Linked DNA regions of Homo sapiens: all the other regions are linked to region 2. Evidence: chromatin contacts called from ENCODE Hi-C or POLR2A ChIA-PET data. All regions are on one chromosome and are shown on one strand. The core of a region is the stretch at or near the end of the contact, and the rest is flanking DNA. Distances in the headings are between cores, read along the strand shown.

Evidence for each region. A loop is a pair of places that touch in the nucleus more often than their neighbours do. ChIA-PET counts read pairs that join two places held with the same protein, here RNA polymerase II (POLR2A). Pooled maps may share reads with other maps.
Region 1: a loop to region 2 is called in a pooled map, with 7 times the contacts of the local background. The contact joins two enhancer-like sites. A Hi-C loop is called at or near these places in 2 of 37 single-sample maps with no recorded cell type and 5 of 50 pooled maps.
Region 3: a map of naive thymus-derived CD4-positive, alpha-beta T cell shows a loop between it and region 2 (15-fold over the local background). The contact joins two enhancer-like sites. A Hi-C loop is called at or near these places in 1 of 168 maps with a recorded cell type or tissue (naive thymus-derived CD4-positive, alpha-beta T cell), 16 of 37 single-sample maps with no recorded cell type and 11 of 50 pooled maps. POLR2A ChIA-PET finds 5 or more read pairs at or near these places in 1 of 52 experiments (activated CD4-positive, alpha-beta T cell).
Region 4: a loop to region 2 is called in a pooled map, with 4 times the contacts of the local background. The contact joins the promoter of PFKFB3-AS1 here to the enhancer-like site in region 2. A Hi-C loop is called at or near these places in 1 of 37 single-sample maps with no recorded cell type and 7 of 50 pooled maps. POLR2A ChIA-PET finds 5 or more read pairs at or near these places in 1 of 52 experiments (MCF 10A).
Region 5: a map of OCI-LY7 shows a loop between it and region 2 (5-fold over the local background). The contact joins the promoter of IL15RA here to the enhancer-like site in region 2. A Hi-C loop is called at or near these places in 1 of 168 maps with a recorded cell type or tissue (OCI-LY7), 19 of 37 single-sample maps with no recorded cell type and 13 of 50 pooled maps.
Region 6: a pooled map shows a loop between it and region 2 (5-fold over the local background). The contact joins the promoter of RBM17 here to the enhancer-like site in region 2. A Hi-C loop is called at or near these places in 1 of 37 single-sample maps with no recorded cell type and 16 of 50 pooled maps. POLR2A ChIA-PET finds 5 or more read pairs at or near these places in 1 of 52 experiments (K562).
Region 7: a pooled map shows a loop between it and region 2 (4-fold over the local background). The contact joins two enhancer-like sites. A Hi-C loop is called at or near these places in 3 of 37 single-sample maps with no recorded cell type and 4 of 50 pooled maps.

What each region holds. Positions count from the first base shown.
Region 1 is chr10:6,299,061-6,302,293 of GRCh38, reverse strand. It overlaps a transcript of PFKFB3 not described here. Among named protein-coding and RNA genes, the nearest start is that of LINC02649, 26 kb to the left of the region's middle. RefSeq lists an enhancer at 2,208-3,233. Within about 2 kb of position 1,758, at least 15 of the 41 ENCODE cell types and tissues checked have a DNase peak (open chromatin) inside an H3K27ac peak, as active enhancers do.
Region 2 is chr10:5,442,248-5,445,475 of GRCh38, reverse strand. All of the region lies in intron 3 of NET1 (neuroepithelial cell transforming 1), which reads right to left. Among named protein-coding and RNA genes, the nearest start is that of NET1, 31 kb to the right of the region's middle. RefSeq lists an enhancer at 3,053-3,222. Within about 2 kb of position 1,920, at least 3 of the 41 ENCODE cell types and tissues checked have a DNase peak (open chromatin) inside an H3K27ac peak, as active enhancers do.
Region 3 is chr10:6,049,306-6,052,465 of GRCh38, reverse strand. All of the region lies in intron 1 of IL2RA (interleukin 2 receptor subunit alpha), which reads left to right. Among named protein-coding and RNA genes, the nearest start is that of IL2RA, 11 kb to the left of the region's middle. RefSeq lists enhancers at 962-1,231, 1,322-1,451, 1,462-1,841. Within about 2 kb of position 1,250, at least 31 of the 41 ENCODE cell types and tissues checked have a DNase peak (open chromatin) inside an H3K27ac peak, as active enhancers do.
Region 4 is chr10:6,200,991-6,204,504 of GRCh38, reverse strand. It overlaps PFKFB3-AS1 (PFKFB3 antisense RNA 1), which reads left to right and starts at 1,748. Exons shown (of 2, transcript XR_007062045.1): 1 at 1,748-2,065. PFKFB3 (6-phosphofructo-2-kinase/fructose-2,6-biphosphatase 3) reads right to left here and starts at 1,573. Exons shown (of 15, transcript NM_004566.4): 1 at 1,169-1,573. The coding sequence starts at 1,244. RefSeq lists enhancers at 1-104, 1,844-2,348, 2,903-3,419, 3,420-3,514, silencers at 421-500, 731-1,240, 1,361-1,470, 1,521-1,850, 2,881-3,100 and a cis regulatory region at 1,379-1,910.
Region 5 is chr10:5,976,002-5,979,325 of GRCh38, reverse strand. It overlaps IL15RA (interleukin 15 receptor subunit alpha), which reads left to right and starts at 1,783. Exons shown (of 7, transcript NM_002189.4): 1 at 1,783-1,921. The coding sequence starts at 1,834. RefSeq lists silencers at 1,020-1,689, 1,780-2,159 and enhancers at 3,050-3,129, 3,260-3,324.
Region 6 is chr10:6,087,413-6,090,676 of GRCh38, reverse strand. It overlaps RBM17 (RNA binding motif protein 17), which reads right to left and starts at 1,643. Exons shown (of 12, transcript NM_032905.5): 1 at 1,484-1,643. RefSeq lists silencers at 912-971, 1,242-1,331, 1,342-1,781 and enhancers at 147-985, 1,942-1,991.
Region 7 is chr10:6,134,941-6,138,097 of GRCh38, reverse strand. All of the region lies in intron 1 of LOC101928080 (a long non-coding RNA gene), which reads left to right. Among named protein-coding and RNA genes, the nearest start is that of MIR3155A, 16 kb to the left of the region's middle. RefSeq lists enhancers at 1,226-1,525, 2,868-3,157. Within about 2 kb of position 1,742, at least 3 of the 41 ENCODE cell types and tissues checked have a DNase peak (open chromatin) inside an H3K27ac peak, as active enhancers do.

The DNA.
Region 1 (3,233 bases), core at 509-3,008, 860 kb before region 2:
CGCCTGAGGTCAGGAGTTCGAGACCAGCCTGACCAACATGGTAAAACCCCACCTCAACTATAAATACAAAAATTAGCTGGATGTGGTGGCGCATACCTGTAATCCCAGCTATTCAAGAGGCTGAGGCAGGAGAATCGCTTGAACCTGGGAGACAGAAGTTGCAGTGAGCCAAAATCATGCCACTGCACTCCAGCCTGGGTGACAGAGCAAGACTCTGTTTCAAAAAAAAAAAAGAAAAAGAAAAGAAAAGAAAAATCGCAAGTATGTTACCTTCGTATAAATAACAAAGTTAGCTCACTTCTCTGTTTCCTCCTGTTAGGAAGTGGATAAAGCAAAATGATCATCCAGTCACTAACCTGTGTGGTGGGGAACTTACGAGGTTGGTTAGTCATTAATCAGAGCAGATAATAAAGCATGTGACTCTCAGCCCAGTTCTCTGCACTGGAATAATGTGATCCTCATTTCCTGAAATTTAGTCATAACGAAGGAAGTGATTTGAAATTAGCTTCTCTTATAAAGATAGAGGAATCCTGATGAATTAGAGCTCCCTTTCACCTGGGACTTGCCTCCATCACACTTGGCGATCCCCACACCGCCCTTTGAGCTGAGCTGCTCTTGAGGGCAGACGAACTGCCCTACTGGGTCAAGTTGTCATCAGTTACATCCATCAGTGCTTTCCAGAGAAAATAAAAGGGTACTTTCCTCAATCTATCTGTTATTGCAGTAAGTAAAAAACCTGAAAATCCAGATTAGCACAATTCATCTTCAATGAGGATTCTTCACTTTAGGAAACAATGTGCTTCTCTGGGGCACTAAAAACAAGTTTATTTCCAAAACAAATTTTGATCAATGCTCAACAGTTTTTAAGGATGTATCTCAAATGATCTAAGAATATGCATCGACCATTATTTATAAGTAAGGGTGAAGGAAATGCACCTTTATGAAGTCCCTGAAGCACCCAGGGACTGTACCAGATGCCTTACAGGTGTACATATGTACTAGGTATAAAGGTTAGTTTCCTAATCTAGGTATGTGTAAATCCTCATCTTACTTTATTTCCTTGAGTCAAAGTCAATTCCAAGTCACCATTCCATTGAGATAATGAAAAGCCCAATGGTGGATGCCTCCTCCTAGTCAACATCTCCCCCCAAATTATAGGAAGGCACACAGAGCAAGATATCATCTCATGTTCACATGGCCCACGAAGTCTGGCCATGCCAAGCTTGGGCAGAGGAATCTTCTGCAAGATGGCAGCTTCCACTGTTACGGACCAGCCTCCATGGTGCACCAGAAAGGCACTCCCCTCAGGTGTCCTCCCACCTTGCTGGATGTTGCCAAAAATAAAAGAACAAGATTCCTCTATTTCTGGCACCCACAGCTTCCTGTCTCCTTTCAAATCCTGCGTAATTACCCTTCTCTCAAAGGCAGTAGCTTCTCTCTAGTACCTACAGCATAATCGCCTCAAGAAACCAAGGCTTCCAGAACTCAAACCCAGGAAGGAATCTAGGAGGATTCCAGAAATCAAGCCCAGGAATGAATCAAACCCAGCTGCACTCAACTCTGGACTTCCACGGTGCCTCGCGAGACTGGCTTTGCTAAGGCAAGGGCTTCTGGGTGGAGTTAATAAGAAAGCAGCATGAAAAGGTGCTTTGAGACACGACACATCGTTTCCTGCTAACGATCAAAGAATATACACAGCTGTTCCCGTTTCGGAGCAGTTCTGGCCCCAGGAGAGAGTTGCTGAGTTGCTTTCTGGAAAAGCTGGCTTTGACTTTTCAAGGCAGCTCATGCTGCTAAAGGTTGCATAGGCACAGAGAGAGGGAGCTGCCGGGGGCATGGGGGAGCCTTCCCTGATGCAACTGAACTTGAGCTGAGCTCACTATGTCTCTAGAATCTACTACCTATTCCTATTCAATAAATACAAGTATTTATTAAACATCTGTTACGTGCCAGGTCCTGTGTCAAATGATGGAGGAAGTGAAAATGCGTAAGACACAGTCTCACTTTGAAGAGTTCTCAGCCTTGTGGGCAAAGGCAGGAAGGTTCATTGTGTGGCTTGAGTGCACACAGGGAGGCTTTAAAGAATGTGAGAGGAATATGAGGAACAGATGCTGCCCTGGAGTGACTCGCATCTCGCCCGAAGAGACAAACAAGGCACCCAACAACCACAGAACCAGTAAGTGCCAAACCATGGGTACTAACCCTAACTACAATGGGTATTCTGAAAAGGCAGAAAAAATTTAAGTGATCTTAGCATAATCAGACTTGGTGAGGCTTAACATTCCTCCCTCTTCACTAAAAAAAAAAAAAAAAAAAAAAAAAAAAGTCTTCTGAACAGGCACTGCACTAGGCTCTGGGAATGCAAGCCTAGGAAAGTCCAAATCGACGCCTTAAAATGTTCAGCAGACAGTGAAGGAAACATGGAGCTCCAAACCAGGGGCTAAGTGCCACCCTCAACACAGCTTCAGGCCTTCACTCTTCCCAGGAACTGGGGACTGTTTCAGAAAGGGGGTGCCATCTCTGCTGAGCTTTGAAGGAAGGGTAGAAGTTAGCCAGGGAGCAAGGTTGGAGGTAAGGGGTTCTAAGCCCAGGAGACGCCAAGAGTATAAAATTGGGTAAATTCCTGAAAAGTCAAGGTCAAGCAATTCCTGTATAAGGAGAAGATTTGGTGAAATCAAAGAGAAGACAAACTTGAGGCCAGTAAATTATTACCCTTTATCGGTCTTAACAGACGGGAACTAACAATATATCCCTGCGAAAGATCAATGCCGGAGTGAGGCTCAAGTTCACCTCCCGCAGCCTGTGACTCACGGCACACTGACTCAGCCATGCTACCTGCAAGGAGGCACGTTAGGACAACGCAGGGACCCAGCACGTGCCAGTGAGTCTCTCTCTGTCCTAACTATGGGATGCCACCCTCCTGGGTCAGCTGACTCACCCCTGCCTGTAAATCCTAGTCAGGTCTGTAGGTGCCTGGGGAAGAATCCTACCTACCTCTGAGTAAAGACAGGAATAGAAGCTGGTTCGTCTAGAGCAGCAACACAACCAACGTTGAAAAAAGCAAACACCATTTCTGAAAATTGCATGCAGAGTGCATGGTATCAACTGACGTGTCTCCCCTAGGAGAGTGAGCCATTAATGCTTTGCTAACCACAGCGCTATCAAGACCATCGTTTCCAATCCTACAAAGGAAACACCAGGAAAAACAGAATTTAAAGGTTTTATTTGTCAAC
Region 2 (3,228 bases), core at 671-3,170:
ATAAAAAAAAATAGGCTTCATATCTGCTAAAGAGACCATTGTGTAAAGGTAGGCCACATGAAGAGATAACAGAAGATAGCTTTTGCAAATTCAAAACTAAGGTGTGTAGCTAATAAGTGCTACAGGAGTTCTGGAAGAGAAACCACTTCAGGTAGTTTTCTAAGCTAAGACACGGCTGGGAACAATGCCAGGAAGAGGTTTAAGATGTTATGTCTGTGCGGCCTTGAATGTAATATTTTTCATAGATTTGAACAAGAGAAAATTTCAAGGAGGACAAGGGAGTGAGCCCACACTGAGATCACGGGCTGTGCGTAAAGATGGAACAGATGGATGTACTCAATAGGTGAGAGAGATAATGAGAGCTATGTTGTAATAAGATATATGTGACTGGTGTTTAAGATGGTTGAAAGATGACTGAAAACATCATGCAAAAATCACAGTCGGGCAACAAGAACTTTGCCTAAAGTAGGACCAGTAGGGAAGAAGGAAAAGGATATAAGCAAGAAGTCACAGACGCCTACAATTCTTTAAATAGGAGGGGTAACTGTTAGTGCAAATCAAGAAATAAGAAGGAACAAGCTTTGAAAGAAAATTCTAAGTTACATTTTAGATATACTGAGTGTGAGGCGGTGGAAGAACATGCAAATGAAAATATTCTGCTGGTAGTTGGAAATGTTGGACAAAAACCTGAAAGAGGCTGGAGGCTAGATTTAGACTGGAGAGTCAGATACAGAGATAAAAATCGAAGCTATGGGAGTGAATGAGATGACTGGGAGAGAAAATTTGGACAAAAAGAACATGGTCCAAGGATCTAACTTTGGAGGAAAGCCAAGGGAAGGAAAATTCTGCAAAAGGAATAGTTAGAAGGAAAGAAACAAAGCAAAAGCCAAGGGAAGAAAAAAATGTTAATTACAGCAAAGAGGTTAAGGAGGGTATGAAAAAAGCCACGGATTTAGTGATTACAAGTTTAATGAGGATCTCAAGTGTGCTATTTCAGTGGAGTAAAGACAGAGGCAAATTACAGGGGCTGAAGAGTGAATACAGAAGAATAGTGGGTGCAGACTATTTATAAAGACAAATAATCTATAAAAAGTAATTGCCTAAGGTTTGCAGGAGAGTTGCTACTTCTTGCAGGAAGGACCACCACTGCCCTTCTGTAGCTATGTGTGTTTTATACACGAGATGTGGTAATAATTCATCTTTCTGCTTTGAGTTTATTTTTTAAAGTAATGGAGATTGGCTCTGTTTCATCATCTACTCTATTGTCCAGTCTGTCCTGGGCAGTATGTGTGATGTGGTTGGCCTTAAGAGTGGATGACTGTAGAAGATATTTCCATATAGCATGAAAGTAGAAGCACCTGAGCGATTGTGGACTCCTAATTTTACTCTTAATTTTAAGAACAGTGATCTACCTACATTCTCAGAGCTAATATGAACAGCCTAGGCTAGACCCCAGCAGTCTGGTTCAGTTAGCTTCATCAGTTAAAATATGGCGTAAGTAAGGCCAATACTTTACGGCCACATAGTTTCTAAGGGAATAAAGGATTATGTGCAGTGGGAGTTAGGAAAGAAGCAGCTAGGAGTTCTCCTGGGATTCTTACCCGATGTCTTTCTTGAAACTGTTTTTCCACTTAGTTCCAACAGAAATGAGCCAAGATAATGAGAAGGGGTATCTTTCATTCTCTCCTTCAGCTGGGGACCCAAGAGGTAAAGGTAGAAGTCTTTATATGTAAATACAGAAATAGAAAACAAATAGGGTATACTGATGACAGCCATGTTCACAAAAGCCCCAGCTCACCAACACTAAAATCTTAGTTTCATTTTGAATGTGCAGGTTTGGGGTCTAAATGTAGACAGCATCTAAAAAAGGAATGATGAACATGCGGAAGTTCAACTGGACTCAAGAATCTTGAGTCTTGTCACAATGCTGCATAAAACCAGAGGACTAAACAGGCCCTCTGAGATCATTCACCCATCCTCTTCAGTTTTCTCATAAGGAAACTTAATGGGTGGTGGTGAAAAATAGAAGAAAAATTTAAGGTCTTACTTTGTGCTAGAGTTCTATATGTTATTTAATCAACTCTATGAAGTACTTATTATCTCAATTACTTTGTGCTAGAGCTTTATACATGTTATCTTAATCAACTCTATGAAGTACTTATTATCTCAATTTTAGAGAAGGAGGAAACTAGGACTGACCAAGTTTAAGAAACTTGTCCAAAGGTACCTTGTTAATCAGTGGCTTAACAGACCTGATGACTCTGTTCTGCTCAGCTGTTGTGACACTGTCCAGATGAAGATAACCCATATAAAACCTTTAGCACATGTTCTGAGACACACTAGGTGCTCAGTATATGTTAGTGACCTAAGTTAACAGTAGACCTAAGTTTAAAACCAAAGTCTCCTGAGTCCCAGGCTAGCAGTATTCACTAAATTGCCAATACTTTTATAGAGGAGGAAACCATAAAAACGGTTGAGAGATTAGCTGCCTTATAGCCTTTTTATAACAAGACATGGGGTAGGTAAAAAGATAATAAAATAGTTCCAGTTGTGTAAGTTTAGAAGAGTTTTTTTCTTTCTTTCTTTTTTTTTTTTTTTAAAGACAGGGTCTTGCTCTGTTGTCCAGGCTGGAGTGCCATGGCACAATCTCAGCTCACTGCAACCTCTGCCTCCTGGATTCAAGTGATTCTCATGCCTCAGCCTCCCGAGTGTGCCATCACGCCTGGCTAATTTTTGTAATGTTAGTAGAGATGGGGTTTTACCATGTTGGCCAGGCTGGTCTCGAATTCCTGGTCTCAAGTGATCTGCCTGCCTTGGCCTCCCAAAGTGCTGGAATTACAGGTATGAGCCACCCTGCCTGGCCAACAGCAACTATTTGTATAACTTTCTACAAACGGCGTAACTGAGGCACAGATTGGTTAGCGTCTTTTCTTTCTATAGAACATCTAGAATTTATAAACGTAACTGAGTTATGTAAAGGTAAAGAGAAAGATGTTTCTCTTATGTATAGAAAAGGAGTGTTAGGTTACTTGTTCTCCCCTTTCAAGTGAAAAACTGCTTGGAATTTAGAAATAAATTAGAGCTTAGGAATAATCATTACTTTTTTTGGTCTAGGCATTATTATCTACTTTTACCTGGAACAATAACAAGCAATTGGAAATTAGACTAGGGAAGCCATACTACAGGCAAAGAGAAAACAAAATCTAAGCTCTCTGCTGCCCTCTACAC
Region 3 (3,160 bases), core at 1-2,500, 610 kb before region 2:
AGCAAATGTTCATTGAGGAACTGCTATGTGTCAGGCACAGGGTTTGAGACACAGAGATGAATAAGAGCCCATCCTTGACCTCTGCACAGACAATTATGACACAGGCTAAGTGCTGAGATACAAGTTTAAAGAAGGAGTCGATGGAACACACAGATCGATGTTCATTACCCCTGCAAAACCCAGCACATCTCACATCAGGGACTGCCTCATTCACATCATGTTAGATGTGACAGAGAGGACAGCAGAGAGCGTTGTTTTGTCATCAACTACTAAAATTATTAAAACCAAACACCACTAATTTTGAACTTCAGGTAGACAGAGGATGTAGAGTTTTCCTTTGCTCAAGAAATTCCTTTACAGAGAAAATGGGAACATTTCAAGTGGGAGTATTTCAATTCCTTTAATAACAACCTGTTTTCTAGCTCCCACATTCCCCAAGTATTCTAGAAGCACCTTTCATAATGGACAGCTCTGACCAACTGCCCCACACACATGCATGTGAACCGTTCTCCAATCCTAAAAGTCTGTGACTTCTCCAAGGAAAGGAGGAAGGAATCGTATTAGTCCAGTTTACATTATTATATACTTTGTAGCAAAGCAGCAATGTTTCCTTAAAAAATTCTATATATATATATATATATATATATAGCTGGGCATGATGGCTCACGTCTGTAATCCCAGCACTTTGGGAGGCTGAGGCGGGCAGATCACCTGAGGTCAGGAGTTCGAGAACAGCTGACCAACATGGTGAAACCCCGTCTCTACTAAAAATACAAAAGTTAGCCAGGTGTGGTGGCACATGCCTGTAATCCCAGCTACTCAGGGAGGCTGAGGCAGGAGAATCCCCTGAACCTGGAGGCTGAGGTTGCAGTGAGCCGAGATTGAGCCACTGCACTCCAGCCTGGGTGACAGAGGGAAACTCCGTCTCAAAAAAAAAAAGAAAAAAAATATATATATATATATATATATATTTGTGTGTATTTTCTCCTCATGAAATGAGCTCCTTGAAGCAAATCGGCCCATCTTTTCAGAGAAAGATCAGTTTATTACGTCACCAAGTAAAGGGCAAAGGAATCATTTCTAAAAGTTTCGTTTGAAGTCCCCGGAGTTAAAGTTGACGTCAGCCTCTTCCTGCCCTGGTGCCCCGAGAGTTTCCCGGGAGTTTTGGGGATGACACCCGGCTGCATGCGTGACATCTCGCTGGCTGGGGGCAGGCCTGGTGGCTTCCCCGACAATGAAACCAGGCAGAGCCTGCAACCCAGCTGAGCACCAGTGTGGTCTCTGCTTCCGGTCCTTGTGGTAGCACCTCTGTTTACAGCCTGATTTAGAACAAAAAGAACTTTTGTAAAGGAGAAAACTCCTTATATTAAATGGAAAGCAAAACAAACAATTACCAAAAAAAAAAAAAAGTTGGAGGGGTGTTTCAGAATAAAAGAGCCGTCTCTCCAGACATCTGTCTGACGCCCAGGTGGCGCTGAGACCACAGGGTGAGCCTTTTGGCTGGAGATGTTGATCCCTGGTTTACTGCACTTCGGGCTTTCACTACCTTTCACCCACCGGACCATCAGTTTCACTTTCCCTCTCCCAGCGTCTCTCAAGCTCTGCTTCTCTGGCCCCGTTTTCAATCTAGTGCAAGAGGACCTGTAGCCAGGGCACCCATCCTCCTCCTCCTCGTCCTGCACTGGGATCCCAGCTCTGAGCACTCCCGGGCCAGGGAGGCCTTGCTGCGTGCTCTGCTTCTGTGATCTTACAGATTCCTCATGGCCACCATAGGAGATGGGGACTGTTAGCACTATTCCCCCACCCCAACCACCTTTTTTTTGAGACAGAGTCTCACTCTGTTGCCCAGACTGGAGTGCAGTGGTATGATCTCGGCTCACTGCAACCTCTGCCTCCCGGGTTCAAGAGATTCTCATGCCTCAGCCTCCCCAGTAGCTGGGATTACAGGCATGCCCCATCGCCATGCCTGACTAATTTTTGTATTTTTAGTAGAGACAGGTTAGTAGAGACCATGTTGGCCAGGCTGGTCTCAAACTCCTGACCTCAATTGATCCACCAGTCTCAGCCTCCCAAAGTGCTGGGATTACAGGCTTGAGCCACCACGCCCTGCCACCATTCCCATTTTACGGATGAGGAAACTGAGACCATGAGGCAGTAATTCACTCTCCCAAGAAAGCAAGGAGCCAGTAGATCTGAGCAGAACCCATGCATTCAGGCCGACACAGGAAGCAAGCTGTCAACAGGCACTGTTCATCTCCTGGGCTGCCTAGGCAGGCCCTGAAGCTCTGGTTTTCAGTCACCCTGTTATTCATCCCCAAGTTAATCTCCCCTGAAAGCACCTGTCGTGATGCCCTTTCGGCTGCAAGAGCTCCAGTCATTTCCATTGCCTCAGGGGCACTTTGCTACCTCCTCTGCCTGGCACACAACATGCTCCCCAGCCAAGACTGTTCCCTCAGCACATAGCACGCCTTGGCCAGCAGGTCTCCTCCTGTCCTTCAAAGGGAACCTCCTCATTTGTGATTTCAAAGCTGGACTCCCAGGAACACCCTCCTCCCTTACTGGAACAATCTTCCCCATCTTGTCTGCCTACCGGAATTTTTCCCAACCAGAAAAGCGTCTTGAGAGAATGGAAAAGTCTTATGAATTTGGAAAGTTGACAGCTTGAATTCAAATCCTAGCTTGAACTTGTGAATTTCTACTTTCCTTTACGAAAACCTTTGCATGCCATTCTGTGCAGGCACTAGCAAGGTGGTGGGAGGGAGATGGATACAGTAGGGTGAGTGCCGTGTAAAGAAAAGGGAGCAAAGTCTGGGACTGCAGAGAAATGCCACAAAGCACAGACAGAAGAGTCCCGGAGGCTTCCCAGAGAAAGATGACAGCCAATGGGAGACCTCCAGGGAAAGCAGGAGTTAAGAAGGTAGAAATGCATTAGGGAAGTGTGGCATGAGCATGATGGTCAATTTCAATGTGTCCACTTGCCTGGGCTAAGGGATGCCCAGATAGCTGGCTAAACAGTCTCTCTGGGGGTGTCTGTGAGGGTATTTCCAGGAGACACTAGCATTTGAATTGAATAGACTGGGTAAATTTCTTGTTGGTAGACTGAGTAAAGAAAATCACCCTCACCAGTGTGGTGGGGATCATCCAACCATAGAGGACCAGA
Region 4 (3,514 bases), core at 499-2,998, 760 kb before region 2:
CAGGTCTGGACGAGGCCGGTGATTCAGACCGAGCAGGGCTCCAGGAGAGCTGCCAAGTCCCGCGGGGGCCGTCCTAAGAAACGTAGTAGCCGGGCAACCCTGCCTGCCAGCCGCCTGCGCTCAGGCGCCTTCGGATGACCCGAAGCCACCTCGAGAGTTTGCACCTGGATCCCACGGTCACTACTCAGGCTACGACCTGACCTGGGCAAAACCGCACCAGGCGGCTCCCTGTCCAGCCCATGGGAGCCGGGGCGCATTACCTGGAGAGGCAGCGTCGCCCCTCTGCGCTGCCCACCCGCCCTTTTCCGCGGCGGCGCTCCGCAGCTGAGGTGGAGCTCGAGGTAACCCTCTCCCAAGCGATCGCTGGTGGCGGGGGCGGCGACCGGCGGGGCGGGGCAGGGTACTGCCAGCCAATTCCGAGCACCGGGGGGTGCGTGCGCCCGGGGCGCGTGGAGCAGCGCCAACCGTGCACTCACCAACCCACCGACCCTCCCCAAAGCCGGGGACACAGGCGTGGCTCCAGGTGGCTCTCCTGGCGCCCCCAGCACGGGCGCCCCCATGGCACTGGAGATGCACGGAAGAGAGAGAAGGAGAGAGAAAGAGATAAAAGCAGAAAGAAACAGTGGGAGAGGAAGGAGGTAGAAACAGAGAAAAACAGAGACATATATATCGAAAGAGAAAACAGGACAGAGAAATAGGTTATTAAGTGAAGCGAGGGGATAGGAATGCATAGCAAGGCGGGAGAGGAGATGGAAACATGCAGAGAGAGGAGATCCGGACGGTGAAAAGGGGCGGAGGCGCGAGCGGCCGGGTCCCTGGGCTGCGCTCCGGCGACGGCCGCCCGAGACGGGTGTCGAGGACAGGGATCGCGGAGGATGTGGATCCCCTCCCTGGCCTGCCCAGGCGCGCGCGTCCCTCCGTCTCGGGGTACGCAGCCCGGCCGGGCGCACTCGCCGTTTCCGGGCCGGCGGGGCAGCCACCGGGACAAGGGCCACAGCGCCCCCGCCGCCCGGCCAAGGACGCGCAGCCCGCGCCTCCGCCCCGCCCCGCCGGCGCGACCCGCACGGGCGCGCCCCCCGCAGAGGGGCGTCGGCACAAAGCCGCCCCACACAATGGCCCGGCCCGGCGCAGCCCGCCCTGCAACCCGGCTCCGCGCAGCTGCACTCACATCTGGGCAACGAGGGCCTGTGGTCCACGGGCACCCAGATCTTCTGCACTCGGCTCTGCGTCAGTTCCAACGGCATCTTCGCGGCTGCGCCCGACGGCCCGCCTCCCGGGGCCGAGATCCCGACGCTGGCAGGAGAGCGGCCGCCGACCCCCGGAACAAAGGAGGAGAGGGGGGCGTGCGCCGGCGCGCGGCCGGGCGTTTCCTGCGCTGCCAGGGGAAACGTGCTTTGGGCTAAGTTCCGGACCCTCGCCTGTGCGGGGCTCGACGTGTGCTGCGAGGGTAGCGAGGCTGGGGATGCCCGGCACGGCCGGCTCGTCCGCTCGGAAAGCTCTGGGATGCTCGGGCGCAGTGACAGCCGCGCTCTCGCCACCAGGCCCTGCTGCTCGCCTCCTCTCCGGCTTGGCTGGGATGCCCCGCGCACCGCCGGCTTTTAAAGAGTCCGGGCTGGCCGCAGACGCGTACGTCAGCCTCGGGGCGGGCCGCATTCCTTGGGTCCCAGCCCCCTTCCACGTGGGGAGGAGGGTGGGCGAGCCGGGAAGCAGCCTGCGAGCTCCCCCTGCGGGCCGGCGACGGCGGTGCACCAGCTCCCGCCGCCCTGCCCCGGGCCTGGAGCGCGCCCAGCCCTGCTGAAGGGTCCTGGCTGCTGTTATCCCCTCGTCCCGTTGTCCCCTCGGGACGTCTGGCACAGCTTCCCCGACTAATTCCGGCCCCTCACCTCAACTGTGCTGGCCGGGAGGAGAGCAGAGACGCAGTCCTGCCCAGTGTAGACCGTGGACCCCGCAGCCGAATCCCTTGGGAAGCTGCTTAAAGTGCATCCTACCAATGCAGCTCCTTTAGGGCCATGGAGCCCCAATACTCTGCATTCCTAACACGCGCTGTGGGGCAGGCGCAGTCCAGGTAAGGACATGGGCCAGGCTGCTCCCTGATAATACCCGTGAGCCCATCCCCCGCCACGACCCGGGCGACCCGCGGGGAGGAGGCTTCCCTGATCCTCCCACCTCACCTCGTCCTTGTCCACTTTGCTGAATCCCTTAGAAACCTGGACTTGAACTGAGCCTTGCTCCCCTCCCCTAGCCCAAAGACTGGGAACCTTGAGAGGCCCGCGGTGCTGGGTACGAGGAGGGGGCGGGAAAGCCCCGGGGAGCTGGACTGAAGTGGACTGGGGCTGGGGGCAGCTGGCATCTGGTTTTCACACTCACCATGTACACCATTCAATAAACCTTTATCGCCCCGAGTAGAAGAATGAATAAAACTAGACCCATTTCGATCTGCAATTCATTACCTAAGTCGAGGGAAAACTATTGGGGGCGGCCCCTTATTAGGCAGACTCCTAAAATTCACTCCGTTATCCTGCACACCCTGCAGCTCTGCCTCCCCACTTTTTGGTGCATGCGTGCCCCGTCTCCTTTCCCGGCCCTCGCAGTTTGCACCAGCTCGCGACTTGTGACAGTCGTGCAGTCAGGTCAGAGGCGTGCGGGGAAGATCTGGGTTGCTTTTGGTGGGGAACCGCCGCCCGCGCCGGGACGGATGTAACTTTTGCAAACGAAGCCTCAGTACGGGAGCGCTGCGCCGCCTTGCAGAGAGGTGCACACTTAGCGCTGAGGCTGGGCTGTGATTGGAGGGAAGGCGGCGCTCGCTGAAACCTACACCGCGGCGGAAAAGTCTGCGCAGAGGCTGCCACACGTCGCTCACGTCCCGCATGCTCCACAGGGAGGGCGCCCGCGCCCAGGCGGCGACCGGGGCTGCTCCCGCCCCGCGCGCCCGCCCCACCCGGGCCTCCACTCCTCCCGACCCGCCGCCTGCCGAGGGGCCCCGGAACGCGCAACATCGGCCACCTGGCCTGTGCCCCGCCACCCTCCCCCACGCCTCGACCCCCACTCCCCCTCCCGCCTCGACCCCCACTCCGGCACCCCGCCCCCCGCGCCGCCCTCTCAGAGCCCCTGTTCCCGCGACAGCTTTGCTGACGGTCTGGTTTCCGCGCTCTGGCGGCTGTTCAGAAACCCGATGCGTTGCATTTGGACTTGTTTTCTGCAGTGGGAGCACATGCCAGAGGCGACACCCTAAACGCCCAGGGGAGAGTCCCACTCCACTCCTGAAATAAGAGTGGGCTGACCCGAAGAGGGAAACAGCAGGCAGCGAGCGCCCGCGCCACCGGGACGAGTTCCCGCCCTGGGGTTCGCGGGGGTCGGGGAGGGCTGTAGGCTGCGCGCGGGGAGAGCGGCTGCACCCCTGCAAAGAGCGCCCGCGGTTCCTGGGGAATGACGGTGCACCTGCGCGCCCGCTGCTTGCCCACCGATTTTGCACACGTACAGGCGAGGCAAGCGGACCAGGGGGCCTTCTTCCACA
Region 5 (3,324 bases), core at 534-3,033, 530 kb before region 2:
AATTCACAAGATTTTGTAGAAAGACATTTATGACAATGTTATCTTTAATATTAAAATAATAGAGGGGATGTTAAACTATGATAATTTGCAGCCATTAAAAACTTTTACAAAGAGTCTGTAATAATGGAGAAATCTCTACTTCATAAATGTCCATAGAATAAAAAATGCTCTATTGTATACATGCTATGCTTAGCCTGCATTCAATAAACCCTCAATATATTTGAGAATATTAAGGAATATTGTTAATTTTTAAATTTGATCTTATCATCTTGAGATTTATTATTAAGTATTGAGAGAAATTGAATAATGTGGGATTTCCCCAGTTGGAGTAAGGGTGGCTATTCCTGCTTAGAAAAAAAGAATGGACCTTGTGTGGTCACTGCCGGATGGTAGGTTCATTATTCTTTCTACTTTTTTTTTTTAAATTTAAGAGACAGGAACTGGCTGTGTTGCCCAGGCTGGAGTGCAGTGGTGCGATCTCAGCTCACTGCAACCTCAGCCTCCTGGGTTCAAGTGATTCTCCTGCCTCAGCCTCCTGAATAGCTGGGATTACAGGCGCCCGCCACCATGCCCAGCTAATTTTGGTATTTTTAGTAGAGATGGGGTTTCACCATGTTGGCCAGGCTAGTCTCGAATTCCTGACTTCAGGCGATCCACCTGCCTTGGCCTCCGAAAGTGCTTGGATTTCAGGAGTGGCCACCGCGCTCGGCCCTAAATTCTTTTATTTAACTTTTAAGTTCAGGGTTATAAGTGCAGGTTTGTTATAAAGGTAAACCTGTGTCTTGGGGGATTATTGTACAGATTATTTCGTTTTCAAAGAGAATTTGCAAGTATGTCACAAAAGCCTCATAAACACGTTGTGAGATTTTAAGAGGCAATGACCGAGGCTTGGAGATGTCTCGTCCTGTCCAATGTCACCGCTAGACCTGAGAATCTGCACTTGGGAGCTTACAGACCCGGTTCTCAGGCTTCACTTGAGACCCCAAGAAAGAAAAAAACCCACCAGCCAAAGAGGAGGATGGCAGCCTGGAAGAACCTAAGGAAGCGAGGCTCAGAGGTGAAGCACTGTGGCTCCTCTCCCCCTTCTCCCCCCTCCGCCCCCTCTCCTTCTAAGATGAGGCATTTTCTAGGGGAGCAAAGCTGCAGCAGGAATTCGGCGAAGTGGCGGAGCTGGGGCCCCAGCGGGCGCCGGGGGCCGCGGGAGCCAGCAGGTGGCGGGGGCTGCGCTCCGCCCGGGCCAGAGCGCACCAGGCAGGTGCCCGCGCCTCCGCACCGCGGCGACACCTCCGCGGGCACTCACCCAGGCCGGCCGCTCACAACCGAGCGCAGGGCCGCGGAGGGAGACCAGGAAAGCCGAAGGCGGAGCAGCTGGAGGCGACCAGCGCCGGGCGAGGTCAAGTGGATCCGAGCCGCAGAGAGGGCTGGAGAGAGTCTGCTCTCCGATGACTTTGCCCACTCTCTTCGCAGTGGGGACACCGGACCGAGTGCACACTGGAGGTCCCAGAGCACGACGAGCGCGGAGGACCGGGAGGCTCCCGGGCTTGCGTGGGTAAGGTCCTGGGTCCCCACCGGGCACGGCCCATGCGTCCCGGGGACAGGGGTGGCTGTGCGGTGCCGCGGCGGCCGGCGGGGCTCCTTCCCCAGCAGGGGTGGGGACGCTGAGTCACGGATCTGTCACCGCTTTGCACCTCTCCGAGCCCTCGGGGGCCAAAGCAAAAGCGAAAGCGAATGCGACTGGCGGGGCGGCAGGTCCCAGAGCAGCGCTCGCCACCTCCCCCCGGCCTGGGCAGCGCTCGCCCGGGGAGTCCAGCGGTGTCCTGTGGAGCTGCCGCCATGGCCCCGCGGCGGGCGCGCGGCTGCCGGACCCTCGGTCTCCCGGCGCTGCTACTGCTGCTGCTGCTCCGGCCGCCGGCGACGCGGGGTAGGGAGCTGGGAGCAGGGGCGCCCGGGCGGGACTTGGAAGGGGGCCGGGACGTGGAGCTGGAGGGAACCGGGCGCCCCATCTCCCCGGGCCGTGCGGGGGCGTCGGTGCCCTCGGGAGCGCGGTGCGCGCAGGCCCAGGCCGGGGAGGGGACGCGGCGCCGGGCAGGAGGGACACGTGCCGGGAGCCGGGGTCGCAGGGAGAGCGCCGCCGCTGCGCCCGGGTCACCCACGTAAGGGAGCGGGCGGCCTGGCTGGGGTCTCCGAGGCCGAGGTCAGGAGCAGTTCTGAGAAGCCCGTTTTGGCCACGGGAGCGCGGAGCCGGCGGCGTCCAGCAGTTTGGAGACACGGGCGAGTGCGCTTCTCCCAGGCGCCTGGACTGCAGGGCGGGTGTTGCATAGCACGCGGTCCTCGGAGGGGTCCGGGAGAAACTACTCCTCCCGACTCCCAGGCAAAAGTAAATTATGTCAGTGGGAGCTGGGAGGGTGGGGAGGAGCTGTGTCCCAGGGGGAAACGCGTCGGGCAAGTTGCACACCTGGGGACCTGGAAACAACTTCCAATTCTTAAGCGATCAGGAAACCAGCAGAGGCGGTCGGGACCGGATGGGGGTGGGGAGTGGGGGCCAGCCTGGAGTCTACACTCGCAGAAAAAGGGGGAAGAGATCTGTGATCGCTTGGTGTATTCGAGAAGAAAGCGGGTCGCGGAGCTCTGATCTCGGCAGGGAGGACGGAATGAGCGATTCCTAGGGGTTTTGTCCCGGCAGCCAGAGGAAGGAGGAAAACAGTAGCAGGGTCTAGCTCTATCCTTGTCAGCGCTTCTTTATCTTTTTATAGTCAGGGAGCTCTTGGAGGGTCTGATGAAAGCTATGAACCCCCGGCCCCCAGAAAAATGCATGAATGAACATAGTTACAAAATGTGCATATGATTTTGGGGTCAAAGCCCCACTGAAGGCCATCCATGGACTCTCTATAGGAATTAGTAACGCCATGATCTGTGTGTGTTTTTAAGCGAGACCCTGAATAATTTACATCCAGTCGGGCCAGTCTGCCCAGGCCCTGGCCAAAGCCATTCCACGCACAGTTGCTGCTGCCTGGTGTGGCCTGAACGCCCCCCCACCCTCTGCCACCCCCACCCCAGCTCTGCGAGGCTTCTTGAAGTTTCGTTTTCATGAGACTCTGATGCTTGGATTTCCCCCCACATCTGAGAAGCAGAGTTAGTTGGTGACCGGTTGGTTCCTCCCAGTTGGCTAGCAGTGTCACAGGACCCCATAGCTGGCAACTGGGGCAGCTGGATTACACAATATGAAAGTGAAATGCAGCCTTAGTCAAAGCCCAGCAGAGAGGAGGTGTCTTCCTTGAAGACTGAGTGGATAGGGGAGCACCACTGTGAGATCTCTGATCTCAT
Region 6 (3,264 bases), core at 394-2,893, 650 kb before region 2:
TAGCCTGGGATCATCTGTTCCCTGCTGGGAGGAGGTCTGAAAAATTCATAGGCAGGGGAGAATGGGAAGGTAAGTTAAAACAAACCAGGTAAAAAGAAATCCACTTTAAATAAAGCTGCATTTGGAAGTGTACAACAATTCTCTCAAGAGCCTCCAGAAAGGCTGCCTTTGGTTCCGCAGAGCTCCACAACCGCACAACCTGCTCTGTTATAAACTGGACAGCACGCAGCACCTTGCTTAACTAACTCTAAAAATAAAGCCCTCTCGTTTAGCTCACTAAACTGTTACCCCATATTCCCTAAAAGCTGTCATTACGATCAAAATGTCTGCAGCCTTTACAACTAAAAATGTGGAAACTTGTGTTGCATCCTTTTAAAAACTCCATCTGCTGCGGGGAGCCAGTGCACATCTACCCATCTATTTGAGTATATGCGAATCTTGCCCTTATCTAGAATATCCTATTTCCCATCCATATGCCTGGCTCTAGCAAAATAAGGACCCTCAATGGCGCTTCTTTACTGCTTCTCAAGAAACCTCCATGTTCTGACCTGACTACTCCTGGAAACACAGCAGCCCCTCCTCAAACCTTTCTTTCTGCCTAACCTGCAGCTTCCAGAACGCACTACGGGGCTTCGCTTCTGCTACTTTCGCACTTACTTCCTCCGCCGGCAGCCTTTTTCCCACCTCTCACATCTAACAACGTACCTTCAAGACTCAACATAAGCATGACCTCCTCTCTCAAGAGAGGTCCTTCCAGACCCCACTTGCGTTTCTCAAATCAACCCGGGCCTGGGTTTTCACGCCTGCTTTCCCAGAAACCAAACTCCTGCAAGCAGGGGCAGAACCTCATTCCACCTGCATTCTCCGATCATTACACATTCTCGGGGCAAGAGGCGAAGCTCAAAGACTGCCTGGGGTCGGACGTGAGCGCTGAAACACCGCTCAAACTGCACGAGCCGAGGCGACGCCGGGGTTAGGGCTGCATTCCTGTCCCGGGCAGCTCCGGAGTCTGAGAAACGCCAACGTCTGCACTCCCAGTTCTGAGACCCCGGGAGGAACCGGCTCCGAGCCCCAGAGAGGGGCAACCGTGCAGGGCCAGGGGGGACACGCTACGGGCTACTCGGTTCTGGTGACCAGACAATTTCGTCAGGATGCGGTGCACGAGACGGAGAAGAAACGCTCTTCAGCACCAAACAGCCCGAGGCAGACATGAGGAGGAGGAGGAGGAAGGGAAGAGGGAGAAGGTCAGGGCCAGGGTCACCAGAGGCGGCGGCGGGCGGAGGGTACCGGGCCGCAGCCGCGTGGAGAGACCAGCGCCCGCCGCGGGGACTGAGACCCTCGGAGGCTCCGGCTGCGCTGGCCCGGCCTCCGCCCCTCGCGACGGGCCTAAAGCCGCGGGCTTGCGTCTAGCGCCTCCCGGGAAGGCGCGCCCGCCTCAGGTCCCGCCAGGCCACCCACCCGGGGCCGCCGGGGCGCCACTTACCCGGCCCGCCCGGCCGACTCTGCCCATGAGCCGCGCCGGCGGCAGAGCGGAGCCGGGCGGCACTCCGCGGAAACCCGCCAGCGGCAGGAGGCCTCGGCGGCGCCCACCCTTCGCTGAGTCCTCAGGGCGCTCGGCGGCGCGGGGTCAGGGAGCGCGGGCTGCCGGGAGAGCGCGCCCGCGCCTGCGCCCCGCCTGCGCCTGCGCCTGCTTCGGCCTCTGCGCCTGCGCCGAGGGCGCCTTGCCGCACTGCCCCCTGCCCGCGGGAGGACCGCACTGCACGCTCCCCTCCGCCGGCGTCTTCTTACCATCAAGAGGTGTCGCCCTGGCGCACATTTTCGAAATTCCACAAGGCTTGGGGAGCGCGGCAGCGCCCCCAGATGGTGAGGAGGAGAAGTGGTCCGAGGCCGGGCTTTCTGATAGGGGAGGTGGGGGAAGTCCCTCCAGGCCCCTCGATCTCATTCATTCAAAGCCACTCCTATATAAGCAAAAAGTTGAAAATAAGTCTGCATAGGCCAGATGCTGCAAAAGGATGGCAAGGAGCACGAGGTTAAGCGTAAGATTATGGAAACAGATGCCGCGATTAGGGGTACAGAAAAGAATGTCAATGCTATAAAGCCTCGGTCTTTAAAAACGACGTCGCTGACAGAAGCAGGGAGGGAAAGGGAAAGTGGGACTTCGGGTAAATATGATTTTTACATCTGTAATTAATTGGGTGTCAAATAGAGTTCAAGCCGATAAATCAAATAGTAGAGATTTAAGCAGACGTCTTAGTCCGAAGGAGTATACCAAGAAAGTTACTATAATCCATTAAAATCCAGTCATTAAGAAAACGGGAAAAGGGGGAAAAAAGAAATACAGTGGAGAGACAAAAGACAATCTAAAGAAATAGAGGATTAAGGACGTCATGGGATGGTATGATTCTGAGGGTAACCCAGAACAAAACTACAAAGCTTTCAAATAATCCACACATACATGCACCCACACATACATGCATGCACACACACACACACACACACAAAACCACAGCAAAAAAAATATATATATAGGGAAATATTTTAAAAAGTTACAAAACAGAAAGCGTAACCAAACTATATGACAGAACAAGACCAAATGTCTCACAAGAAGAAATATAGACCTAAGCTTACCTACTAAAAAACTACAATCTCAGATAGGAGCACAAACCATCATGCAACTCAGTGTTGTATACAAGAAAGTGCTAACGTTATTCTGAGTTTGAAAATACAAGATTGGAAAAGATATACCAGGAATATGCAAAAAAATTAAAAAAATCAGGAATCACAAACCGCTTACTACAAAGTTGATTTCAGGGCAAAAAGCATTAAGTAAGATTAAGAAGGACATTTTATAATCTTGAGGAGCACAATTCACAATCAAGAAAAAAATAGGAAAAATAGGAAAATCTTTGCACCAAATCACATAATCTCATTATTCATAGCAAACACTGTAGGAGTGAGTGAATAGACAGAAATAATTGGCACACTCCTTGCCAGACGAAGAGTACAAAAAGTAAATGGGGATTGAGAAGACCTAAAAATACAATTCCTATGATAGATCTAATATATCAAACACTGTCCCCTAAATAGACATTACATCTTTTCCAGTGTCTAAGGAATATTCACAACAATTAGTCATATTTTAAACCACAGAGAAAAATCTTAACATAGTCCAATAAGTAGAATCATATCGGTAATATTATCTGCAGCAATTCAATAAAAGTAGAAATTAATGAAAAAACAGAAAATAAAACATGCCTACCCCTT
Region 7 (3,157 bases), core at 493-2,992, 690 kb before region 2:
CTGGGTGTGGTGGCAGTGCACGCCTGGACTCCCAGCCACTGGGAAGGCTGAGGAGGGAGGATGGCTTGAACCTGGGAGGTTGAGGCTGCAGTGAGTCATGGTCACGCCATTGCACTCCAGCCTGGGCAACAGAGAGAGACACGTTTCGAAAAAAAGGAAAAGAAAAATCAGTTTTCTTCCACTAAAACAGTAAGTTTAATTTTCCTAATTTGCTGTTTGTACAGTATGGTCCTCTGCTCCAAGCTTAAAACAAAAATCTATAGGAAACGTCACCTTTCTAGAGGAAGCTGAGATGGAGCAGCTCTCGTTCTACAGGAGGGGCTGCACAAGCTCTCACCACACATCTCTGTCCTCAGGAAAAGCCTGTGCTGAGTGACCAGGAGTTTCTTGTCACTGCTGCATTTTCTTCTTCTTGTTTTTTGTTTGTTTGTTTGTTTGTTTTTGAGACAGGACTGTGGCCCAGGCTGGAATGAATGCAGTGGCGTGATCACCGTTCACTGCGGCCTCAACCTCCCGGGCTCAAGCAGTCCTCCCATCTCAGCTTCCCAGATACCTGGGATCACAGGTATGTGCCATCACACCCAGCTAATTTTTTGTATTTTTGGTAGAGACGGGGTTTCACCATGTTGTCCAAGCTGGTCTTGAACTCCTAGGCTCAAGTGATCTGCCTGCCTTGGCCTCCTGAAGTGCTGGGATTACAGGTGTGAGCCACCACACCTGGCCTCATCCCTGAAGCATTTTCTGCCACGTCTTAGGCTGCATTGGTGACATAATCTGGGGGCTGCCGCCCCTCACAGCTACGTGACTTCATATGCAAGCTCCTTGGCCTCACTGTGCCTCAGTTTCCTCATCTGTAAAATGGAGACAATAATAACACCTGCCCCTAGGGTGGCTGTGAGCATTGCATGAGATAACATGTGTGTCAGTCAGGAGTTTTGGCTGCAAGCTAGGGATCCAACTCTGGGTGATTAAATCAGAGAGGAATTTATTGGAGGGTATCGAGTAGCTCACAGGTTTGGGAGAAAGTCAGGAGAACTAGCCAAAGCTGCCAGAACTCTGGCCAAATTCACATCAGAGGGCGGCTCTGGCAAACTCAGGACGCTAGATCCGCATGGGGGCACCGCCTCTTGAGCCTGCTCCTTTGTCTCTTGAGTTACCTTAAGAGGCTGGGCAGGAGCTTCTGGCTCCCCCCGTGGAGGTCTCAACCTCACCCCCTTAGCTGCAGGGAAGGCTGGGGAAGTATCTGATGGTTTCAGCAGCTACTGCTGCCTCCATGGTAAGACATACCTAGTTATGAATAACTAACTAAAATAAGTCTGTAAGGTGGGGAATTCCCCAACCTAGGAAAGGAGCTCAGATGAGGAGCAAGAGAGAAAGAAGAGGGGATGGGGTGTGGAGAAGAGGAGAGGGTGCCTTTGGAGCAGAAGCCAGCCGTGGCAAGCACACGGGTTGGTCATCGCGGGTGTCCTCCACCACCCCAGGCTCCCTTGCCTCCCCTTGGACTGCTATCGGATCTAAAGAGGCTACTGAAAAAGAGGAGGCGCAAAACAGAGGCATGAGTTGTTCAAAGTCAAAGAACACAATGAGGGAAGAATTAGTCATTTCAGAACTGGAATGAAACTTACAGCTCATCTAAACCAGATGCCCCATTTTACAGAGGAATGAGGCATTCGCAGGCTAAATGACTCGTGCGGGTCCCCCAATAGCTGATGGCGAAGCTGTGAATTCAGACCCCCACTTCGCTTGAGCAGTGACGGGAAGCTGGTGACTTCAGGCTCTGGCAGGTCAGCCCGGGGTGCAGGGGGCGGCTCCTGGGCTCCTGCTCAGCAGGAGGTGGAGGGGGTCTCTCCCTTCCTGAAGCTTTGAGAGCTGGGGTGCTGAGTACATTCTTGGGCTGTTGGGTGACACCATTCCCCTCTCTGAGTCCCCCAAAGGAATAGCTTTGGCTTCCTACAGTTACAGGGCTTCCTATATTAAATCTCAGCTCTTCGAAACACCCAGAGTAGTTTATCTTGTTCCGACTGGACCCCAATTGAAACGGACAGAACACAAGGAAAAGAGCCCAGGATTTCAAGGTGGAACCTGGTTTTGCCACTTACCATTTGTGTGGCTTTGGGTAAGGCATGTAACTTTTCCACCTTAGTTTGTCCGTCTGTAAAGTGGGCATATTCATACTTCACATTAGGTCTATAGAATAGACATTTCATCAGGGTTGAATTTTTTATGTGCTTATATAAATGAATTTCTTTCTTTGTAGGGGTAAATGGGCTCAGATGGCTCAGAAAAAAAATACGCACTCGCACATGATACACACACACAGAATGATTTAGCAAATACATAGACAACTGGTGAGGAACAATTGGTCAGTGTGGGAGAAGAGGATAGAGGTGTTTTTCAGTTTGAAATTGTTTCAAAATAAATGCTTTCAGGGCCGGCATGGTGGCTCATGTCTGTAATCCCAGCACTTTGGGAGGCCAAGGCAGGCAGATCACCAGAGGTCAGGAGATCGAGACCATCCTGGCTAACACGGTGGAACCCCATCTCTACTAAAAATACAAAAATTAGCCGGGCATGGTGGTACACGCCTGTAGTCCCAGCTACTCAGGAGGCTGAGGCAGGAGAATCATTTGAACCAGGGAGGTGGAGGTTGCCGTGAGCTGAGATCGCACCACTGCACTCCAGCCTGCGCAACAGAGTGAGACTGTGTTTCTAAAACAAAACAAAACAAAAAAAATGCTTTCAGGAAAGAAGAGACAGCTGTGCTAATTTACATCTACTGAACTTCAATACATGTGCAATTTAATGCAGGGGATGTTCGTTTACTTTCTATTGCTATGTAGTGTTCTTTTTTTAAAAAAACAAAAAAACACACACACACACACACAGAAATTTTGTGGTTTAAGCCCCACCCCTTCATTAGCTCCCGATTCTGAAGGTTAGAAGTCACACTGCCTGCCTGTGGCTCTGCACAGACCTCGCCCAGCGGAGATCAAGGTGCTGACTAGCTGAGTTCTCATCAGGAACCTCTGGAGAAAACTCCACTTCCCAGCTCCTCCTTGTGGGCACAATTCAGTTCCTGTGGAGTGGGAATAGGGTCCCCATTTCCTCGCTGGCTGTCAGCGGGGTCACTCCTAGAGGCCACCCTCGTTCCATGCCA